2 separate regions of the Homo sapiens genome follow, and region 2 is linked to region 1. A link is an interaction called in ENCODE POLR2A ChIA-PET data of the cell type or tissue named here. Cell type or tissue: GM12878. All regions are shown on one strand. Links, peaks and the distances in the headings refer to the core of each region. The heading gives the core; the rest is flanking DNA.

Region 1 (4,392 bases), core at 219-4,218:
CTTATAGCCCCTCCAGCAATTACCTGCATTGATCCCCAGCTCAGCCTGACCTCAGCAAGAGTATCAGTGGAACATTCAGTGTAATGATAGGTGGTGTCTCAATACATTTTTTTTTGACTGCTTTTCTTTTCTCTCCTTAAGGAGTTCCTGCCAAATTTCCTGCATGCAGTGTGATAATCATTATAATATCAGAAGTTTCTTGCAGAAAAAGCTTGTACTATCTCTTTACTTTCAGAAATGGCTGGAGACTGTAGTTATGGCTCCAGTGGGGGAAGCAGCCTATCTCTAAACTAGCTGGTCAGGCCTTCTGACTCTATCACAGATAAACGCTGAACAGAAACAGTGTTCGACCTGAGTGCAGGGATCCCAGCTAGGTTAGCAGAGAAGCCCCTCACTTTGCAGAGCAGCAGCCAGGGTAGTTCATCTGGAAGCGTGAAGGGTTTCAACGCAGTGCGCCGTGTTCTAAATAGCAGTTGTCACTGCATGTAAGGTCCCCCGAAATAAGCATTTCTGAGGAGGGTCCACTGACTATTGAAGAAAGGGTTGCTGATTTCCTTTTTCATTCAAAGAAATCATTTCAGAGACGGAAATGAGACGGCATATCCCCAGTTTTTTTTTTCTTCCCTTAAAGTACATTCAAATCAAGCAAGTTGATTTTTTAGGTATTATAAAATGAATTCTGACTTTGTGAAATTCAGGACTGTTTATTTTCCCAGCTGTGTTTTGAATAGAAAAGAAACTTCCAGCTGAAGATGAAGCAGGGCCGTCCCTGTTGCATTCTTGGAGTTTTAGAAGCATGTCTGTTCTCAAGGATAGCCTGAGCAGTGACGAGGGTGCCTCCTGGGACGGATTGTGGCTCTGTCCCCTGGCCACAGTGTGGATAGCTGTGCTGCCGGAATAGCCATACCATTTCCCACTAGAAGGCATTTTCGTGGTTATCCAGAGATTAATGGCGACAGATTTCTATACGTTTTGTAGAGTAGATAGCTTAAACATTAGCTGTCTATGTATGGAGCAGTATCTTTGTTATTTCTTTGTGGAGCTTCATGAAACTAGAACTTGGGGGTACAACAGAACCTTTTTCCCTGCTCACATACAGAATTTTTCTCTGGAGTTATCATAATTCCCCCCAGTACGACAGTCTTGAGCTACTTGGAGCCATTGTGCCAAACTCTTGTGTAACTGCTTCATCGAGACCACATGGAAGCTTTTTAATTTTCATCTTAGGCTGTTCTTAATGAAAAGAATACCCTTTTATCTAAGATCTACTTAACACGTCCATTTTGTTGTTTAATTTTTTTGCACAAGACTCAATCTTTCTATTGAAGTGGAATCCTGGACTGTTACTTTTCAGAAAATAATCCTATGTAAGGAAAAAAGTGGTATGAGGAGTTGGAGTGGTTAGGAATCCCGTGGGTCTCTTATTGTTATCTCATTCTTTCCTAAATAAAGTCAGACAGATCTTGCTTTGAAACTTGGTGTACACTCAAGGACATAGACTTAATTATTCTACCTCATCCACTGGTCCCTAAAAAGGCCAACTTTGGAAACCATTTGTCTGCTGATGGTTCACCTAGTTTGGGAACTGCTGCTGGACTCATCTATGTCCAAAGGCCTGCTCTCAGATGTGCCAGCCATCTGGCTGTAGAGGGTGGCACCCAGCATTATGCCTTCAAGACTAGAATTCATTCTTCCTGAATGAAGAACAACTTACAGCGGTTGTAATGTGACCCTTTTTGAGTTAAGGAAATGCCACCCGCACATGGTACTAGAACTGAAAGGAAGCAGCCTTGCTCGCACAGCTGTTGGCAGGAGCTGTCATGGATAATTTGCATGCCCAATTCTTTGTACATTGGGTGGGGAAGAGCTTTATCTGGCTTTGCTCTTCTAACTGAAAGTGCTTGGGCTTCCTCTGAAGGCGGCCAATGTGTTGTGGTCGCCACCATGTGCTGTGTCTTCGAGGTAGCACTTACAGCCCGAGTTTCCACTTTCATTTATAGTGACCCCAGTTGTCTATTTTGTTCTTTAGTCAATGTTAATGGTCTCTGCTTTTTTTTTTTTTTTTTTGGGGGGGGGACAGAGTCTTGCTCCGTCACCCAGGCTGGAGAGCAATGGCGCGAGCTCGGCTCCCTGCAACCTCCGCCTCCCAGGTTCAAGTGATTCTCCTGCTTCAGCCTCCCGAGTAGTTGGGATTACAGGCGCCCGCTACCACACCCGGCTAATTTTTGTATTTTTAGTAGAGACGGGGTTTCACCAGGTTGGCCAGGCTGGTGGTCTCTGCTTTAAAAAAAAAAAAAAATGCCAGGTGCGGTGGCTCAGGCTTGTAATCCCAGCACTTTTGGAAGACAAGGCAGGAGGATGGCTTGAGTCCAGGAGTTCGAGACCAGCCTGGACAACATGGCAAAACCCCATCTCTACAAAAAAATACAAAAATTAGCTGGGTGTGCTCGTGCATGCCTGTAGTCCTAGCTGCTCAGGAGGCTGAGGCAGGAGGATCGCTTGACCCCAGGAGGCAGAGGTTGTAGTGAGCTGAGATTACACCACTGCACTCCAGCCTGGGGAACAGAGGGAGACCCTCTCTCAAAAAAAAAAAAAAAAAAGCCAAGTCTCAGACTTTCATATGGCTTCCATGCTAGTAGGATTGTTACCTGCCTAATATCTTTAGCAAAGTTACTATTTTATAACTTTAAAAATCAAACAGACTTCTTAGAGTAGGAATAGCTTTAAAAATGAAAATATTCTAAATGGACTTTAGTGTTTTTCAGATATTGAAAATTGAATACATATCTGAAACCTTTAAAAGAAAAGCATAGTGCTTTGGTTTCTAATAGTTCCTTATTTTATCAGGTATTTGAATTACCCTGCAAGACTCAGGAGATTCAGAGGTCTTAAGGAGTGTCTAGGCTAGCTTCCTGTAGACTTCATAGTATGACCTGTGACCATCACTTGATTTGGTTTTAACTAGGTGGATGTTCATTCTGTTTGTTTCGAGTTAAGGAAAAGAAAAAGTCCTTTATTATTTAACATATTTGGCTAGTCCTGCAACAAAAAGAAAATGTCACATTTGATGAGTTTTTGTTTTAAACTGAGGGGACTTTAATACATATGGCAGCCAAATTTACATTTTTGATCTTTTTTTTATTATACTTTTAAGTTTTAGGGTACATGTGCACAACGTGCAGGTTAGTTACATATGTATACATGTGCCATGTTGGTGTGCTGCACCCATTAACTCATCATTTAACCTTAGGTATATCTCCTAATGCTATCCCTCCCCCCTCCCCCCCATTTTTGATCTTTTATACTAATGAATGTGAAGTGCTTATGTAAATATTTTTATTGACAGTTCTGTTTTACTTTTAAGAAATTTTAGTAGATGCATTGTACTCATTAAAAAAATCTTTGAGTTGTGACAAAAAATATCATAATGTATCTTTTTGGAAGCACTTTCAGAAGTCATGCCTAGTATCTTACTGAGTTGCAGGTGAATTTGTAATGTTTTTGGGTAATGTAAGAGCTGTTTGCATCTTATCTCACCTCTCCTGTGTATTTTTCATTTACAGCCTTGGGACAATAATGCAGTCTGTGCAGACCCCTGCTCCCTGATCCCCACACCTGACAAAGAAGATGATGACCGGGTTTACCCAAACTCAACGTGCAAGCCTCGGATTATTGCACCATCCAGAGGCTCCCCGCTGCCTGTACTGAGGTCAGTGCCGACTCTGCCACATGGCTTCCAGGTCTCTTACTCCATGCTCCCCTTTATCCCTCATAGCATGGACGCATTCTTACCCCTTTGTGGGCCTCATTTTTGTTGTGTGTTTTGTTGTAGCTGGGCAAATAGAGAGGAAGTCTGGAAAATCATGTTAAACAAGGAAAAGACATACTTAAGGGATCAGCACTTTCTTGAGCAACACCCTCTTCTGCAGCCAAAAATGCGAGCAATTCTTCTGGATTGGTTAATGGAGGTGAGCTTGAGTCTTCCTGTTCGCTTCATGAAAGCACTGAGCATTTCCAGCATTTTTGTGTATTAGGACCTCTGTGTGGTTTATTCCCTCGACATGTTCTCCATCTCTGAAGCTATATGGTATATTTTTACTGTGGTGGTCTTTCTGTTTTGCTTGTATTCTTAGCAAGAATTTCTGAAATCTTTTTATCCTTCAGATGTTTTAAAATTGGCATCTAATTTTTTCCATCCAAGTTTAAATAATTGTTAAGATTGTATTTTCCAGTAAATTGTAACTGTTAACATTTGAGCTTTGTTCATTATGTTCATTAAATTGCTTTTTTTTTTTTTTTTTTTTTGAGATGGAGTCTTGCTTTGTCACCCAGGCTGGAGTGCAGTGGCACAATCTCAGCTCACTGCAACCTCTGCCTCACGGGTTCAAGTGA
Region 2 (4,392 bases), core at 97-4,096, 190 kb before region 1:
ACATATATAGACAGAGAGAGGGACAGGGTCTCACTCTGTCACCCAGGCTGGAGTGCAGTGGCGTGATCTCGGCTCACTGCAACCTAATCTTCCCGGGTTCAAGCGATTCTCGTGCCTCAGCCTCCCAAATAGCTGGGATTACAGGCATGTGCCACTACACCCAGCTAGTTTTTGTATTTTTAGTAGAGACGGGGTTTCGTCATGTTGCCCAGGCTGGTCTCAAACTCCTGACCTCAGGTGACCTGCCTGCCTCAGCCTCCCAAAGCGCTGGGATTACAGGTGTGAGCCACCGTGCCTGGCCAGCATCATATATTATCGGTGTATTTTTAATCTACGTGGCCTAGGGCAAGTCACCTCTGGGAGCCAGAGCTTCCTTGCTGTAGAATGAGGAGTATCCACCCTGTGCTGTGGGAGTAATGGGGGCCGGGCACAGGGTAAACACGTGCCATTTGCTGTCCTGGTGCTTTCTGTTGTTGAATGGACAGTTCAGAACCTCCAGAAATCACCCTGAGAATCTCAGGCTTTGTAACAGCAGTGTCTCACCCAGGTCTCCGAGGTGACCACGGCCACTCACAGGGCTGCAGGCTAGGCCAGGTGCCCCTCCACCAAGGACCCAGACACCAGGAGCCTGGATTTGCCACCACTTTCTATGCTGTGTTATAAACACAAACATGTGTCTGCCTCCTTGACTATAAGCTCTGATGAATTCGCCCCTGAGTCCCAGGCTCAGCGCAAAGGCCAGCTCGATGCAGGGGCTCGGAGAATGAGTAAGTGAATCAGTGAATGTGCCCGCAGCTGGTGTGATCAGGAACTTTTGGGTCATTTCAGGGCCGTCTCTGGGGCAGGATGGTGCTTCTGAGAAGGGTCCCTGGACCAACCCACCCAGGAGCCATCACAGGCCAGGTTTCTGTCCCAGCATGCCTTGCAGGGTGTGCCTCGGACTCACATTTCCATAGAAATGAAAAGTAAAATACCAAAGTGCATCGCACATGTGTCAGGTCGCTTCTATTTCCTCACATTTTATTTTAATTATATGTGAAAAATGGAGGTCTTGGCCAGGCGCGGTGGATCATGCCTGTAATCCCAGCACTTTGGGAGGCCAAACTGGATGGATCGGCTGAGGCCAGGAGTTCAAGACCAGCCTGGCCAACATGGTGAAACCCCATCACTTCTAAATGTACAAAAATTAGCCAGGCTAATTTTACAGGAACTTGTAATCCCAGCTACTCGGGAGGCCGAGGCAGAAGAATTGCTTGAACCTGGGAGGTGGAGGTTGCAGTGAGCTGAGATCATGCCATTGCACTCCAGCCTGGGTGACAAGAGCAAGACTCCATTTCAAAAAAAAAAAAAAGAAAAAGAAAAAAGAAAAATGAAGGTCTCTAGACAGCAAGGGGACTGCACTGGTCTATTCCAGGAAGCTCTGCAACAGCACCAGGCCTGAGGGACAGTGACAGGTAGATAAATAGAAAAATGCTGCTTAGGAGCAGGGTTGCAAGCCCACAGGATCAGATTGTCAAGTTTGGAGCTGAACTCCAGCCTAGGGGTATTTTTTGTTTTTTCATTTTCTTTTGAGACAGGGCCTGGCTCTGTTGCTCAACCTGGAGCGCAGTGACCCAATCATGGCTCACTGCAGCCTCAAACTCCTGGGCTCAAGCAATCCACCCTCCTCAGTCTCCCAAGTAGCTGGGACTACAGGCACACCTGGAAAATTATTTTATTTTTGTTAAAGAGGAGGTCTCTGTTGTGCAGGCTGTTCTCAAACCCCTGGGTTCAAGCGATCCTTCCACCTTTGTTTCCCAAAGCGCTGGGTTTACAGGTGTGAGTCACTGTGGCTGGCCCCAGCCCAGGTTTTCCTACTCCACTGCCTTGTACCTGGCTCACCCCCCTCTATAGAAGCCCATGATCTCTTCTGGTTCAGGAGCACCATGGTGGTGTGTGGCTTCTCTACACTGTGGTCCCATGTGGACACGTCTCAGAGCTGCCACTCCAGGAGACACTGACTTTGGCCTGTGGCCATCGAGTGCATCTGTTGGAAGGATTTTGTTTGCAAGTGACATAGAACCGAATGTAAACTGGCTAAACAAAAAGGGAATTCAATGAACCCCGTAATTGAAGGGTCAGAATAGAAAGTGCTACCTTCAGGAATGGTTTGATCCAGAGGATGAAACAGCATTCCAAGACTGCTTATTTCTCTCCATATCTGGCTCTGTGTTGCCTCCTTGCTCAGCAGGTTCTCTCTTCATAGTGGCAAGATGGTAGCCCCAGCCTCACATTCTCTCAGGCTAGCTGACAGCTGGCTGGGGAAAAGAGAAATGTTTTCTCCCGGTAGCCCTTCCTCCAGTGTCAGAATTTCTTCATGCTGGTTGGATCTTTATGATCAGTTCCGCATTCCTGCACTGCTGCTGGAGCCCCAGGGCACTGATTGGCCACATCTGCATCATAGGCTTCTGTTCTGGAAACAGAGTTCTGGAAAGTGAGTGTCAGGAAGGAGGCTGTTCCTCTAAAGGAAATCAAGGTACTTTTTTTTTTTTTGAGGTGGGGTCTCACTCTGTTTCCCAGGCTGGAGTGCAATGGCGTCATCTTGGCTTGCTGCAACCTCCGCCTCACAGGTTCAAGCAATCCTCATGCCTCAGCCTCCCAAGTAGCTGGAACTACAGGTGTGCACCACCATGCCTGGCTAATTTTTTTGTATTTTCAGTAGAGATGGGGTTTCACCACGTTGGCCAGGCTGGTCTCGAACTCCTAGCCTCAAGTGATCCATCCACCTCAGCCTCCCAAAGTGCTGGGATTACAGGTGTGAGCCACTGCACCGAGCCAAGGTGCTATTTTTTAAAAGGAGGGAGCTGGATGCTGGGTGGCAATAATAATAATAATGTATCCATTCCTCTGAGCTCCTGAAGTAACAGGTGCAGCCTAATGAGGGGTCCTTGGGGAGGATTGGTATTGTGTGGACCCACATGAGCTGCAGCTGCATTTCCCAGCATGTCCTTCCCTATGCAGTTCCCAGTTCGCATGGGTTGGGCCACAAGAGACATTCCCTGAGATTTGGGAGGCGGAAGTGACGCAGCAGCCATCTTCTCAGCATTCTGGAGGTCCAAGGCCTCCCTGGTACTCTGGGAGACTGCATAAAACACCCATTCCATGATCCCATCTGAGGTGAAGGAGTTGGGGTATTGATCCACCAGTGCCACTTGGTAGGGGCCATCCCAGAAGGTGTTAATCCCCTGGCATTTCCTGATGACCATGAGGTAGGCACAGTTGCACACTGGAGCTTTGCAGAATGCCCTCAGGTAAAAAGATGCAGAAACTTTAATTTGCAGGCTATGGGCAGGGCACCAGCAGTGCCTCCTACAGAGCACTGATTAAGTCACTACTGAGTGCTCTACAGGTAACCCCTTCAAATCTTAGCAACAGCTTCAAGAGGCAATTAGGAACATCCAGATTCACCCGTGAGCCTCAGGAGCTTGTCCCCCCCTGGGAAGATGGAACAGTAGGGATTTGAACCCAGGATGTCTGAGCCACTGCTTTCCCCAACAAAACTACACAAATTCAGTGGGGTCATTCCAGGCCACCACCAGGCCCTGCTAACTCCTCAAAGAAGAAAAGCCAGGCTGGGCGCAGTGGCTCACACCTGTAATCCCAGCACTTTGGGAGGCCGAGGTGGGTGGATCGCCTGAGGTCAGGAGTTTGAGAGCAGCCTGGCCAATATGGTGAAATCCCATCTCTACTAAAAATACAAAAATTACCTGGGCCTGGTGGTGGGCACCTGTAATCCCAGCTACTCAGGAGGCTGAGACAGGAGAATTTCTTGAACCTGGGAGGCGGAAGTTGCAGTGAGCTGAGATCACGCCACTGCACTCCAGCCTGTGCAACAGAGCGAGACTCCATCTTAAAAAAAAAAAAAGAAGAAGAAGAAGAAGAAAAGCCGAGAGACCCCTGGACCACCTGCCTTTCTGTGGTCACCCTCTGGGAGTCCCTGCTCCGGTACCCTTTGGGTGCCCACCGTGATCAACAGTCAAGTCCTCCCCTTCTGCGACAGTGGCTTTTTGCAGTCTCTTCTCTGGAATGTTTTTCTGCAGATACTAATGAATGACCCTTCAATTTCCCAGGAAGGGCTGCCTTTTTTTGAAGTGGTTTAAGATCTCTGCTCTTGATTGCAATCTTCCAAGAGCTGATTTTGGCCACTTGGCTCTCATTTCTGAAGTGATGATGGGGATGAGAGGGGAGGAAAGCAAGTGGAAGAAAAGTGTGTGGGCTCAGCTAGTCTATAGGAATTGTAATCCCAGGAGACAATTGAGAATTCTAAAAATAGAGAAAAGAACTGTTTTCTTTTCAGCTCTGTGAACAAGTTATCCCTGGTTTGTACCCCAATATCAGCCACACTCATCTTGC

The links. Peaks named below come from ENCODE experiments on the same cell type or tissue, not always from the same donor. Only the 100,000 strongest peaks of a DNase experiment are listed, where the experiment ranks them.
Region 2: POLR2A ChIA-PET joins it to region 1 with 5 read pairs; 4 of 35 experiments call an interaction of 5 or more read pairs at or near these places.

The regions. Positions count from the first base shown.
Region 1 is chr19:29,813,574-29,817,965 of GRCh38, forward strand. CCNE1 (cyclin E1) reads left to right here. Exons shown (of 12, transcript NM_001238.4): 5 at 3,564-3,709; 6 at 3,833-3,968. Among named protein-coding and RNA genes, the nearest start is that of CCNE1, 3.8 kb to the left of the region's middle. RefSeq lists a silencer at 1,665-1,824. In GM12878, for the core only: no CTCF peak of the experiment used is centred there; a DNase peak (open chromatin) is centred at 1,848; H3K27ac peaks cover 649 bases.
Region 2 is chr19:29,628,498-29,632,889 of GRCh38, forward strand. It overlaps LOC105372353 (a long non-coding RNA gene), which reads right to left. Exons shown (of 7, transcript XR_935896.3): 6 at 2,137-2,452; 7 at 1,699-2,026. Among named protein-coding and RNA genes, the nearest start is that of POP4, 24 kb to the left of the region's middle. In GM12878, for the core only: no CTCF peak of the experiment used is centred there; no DNase peak of the experiment used is centred there.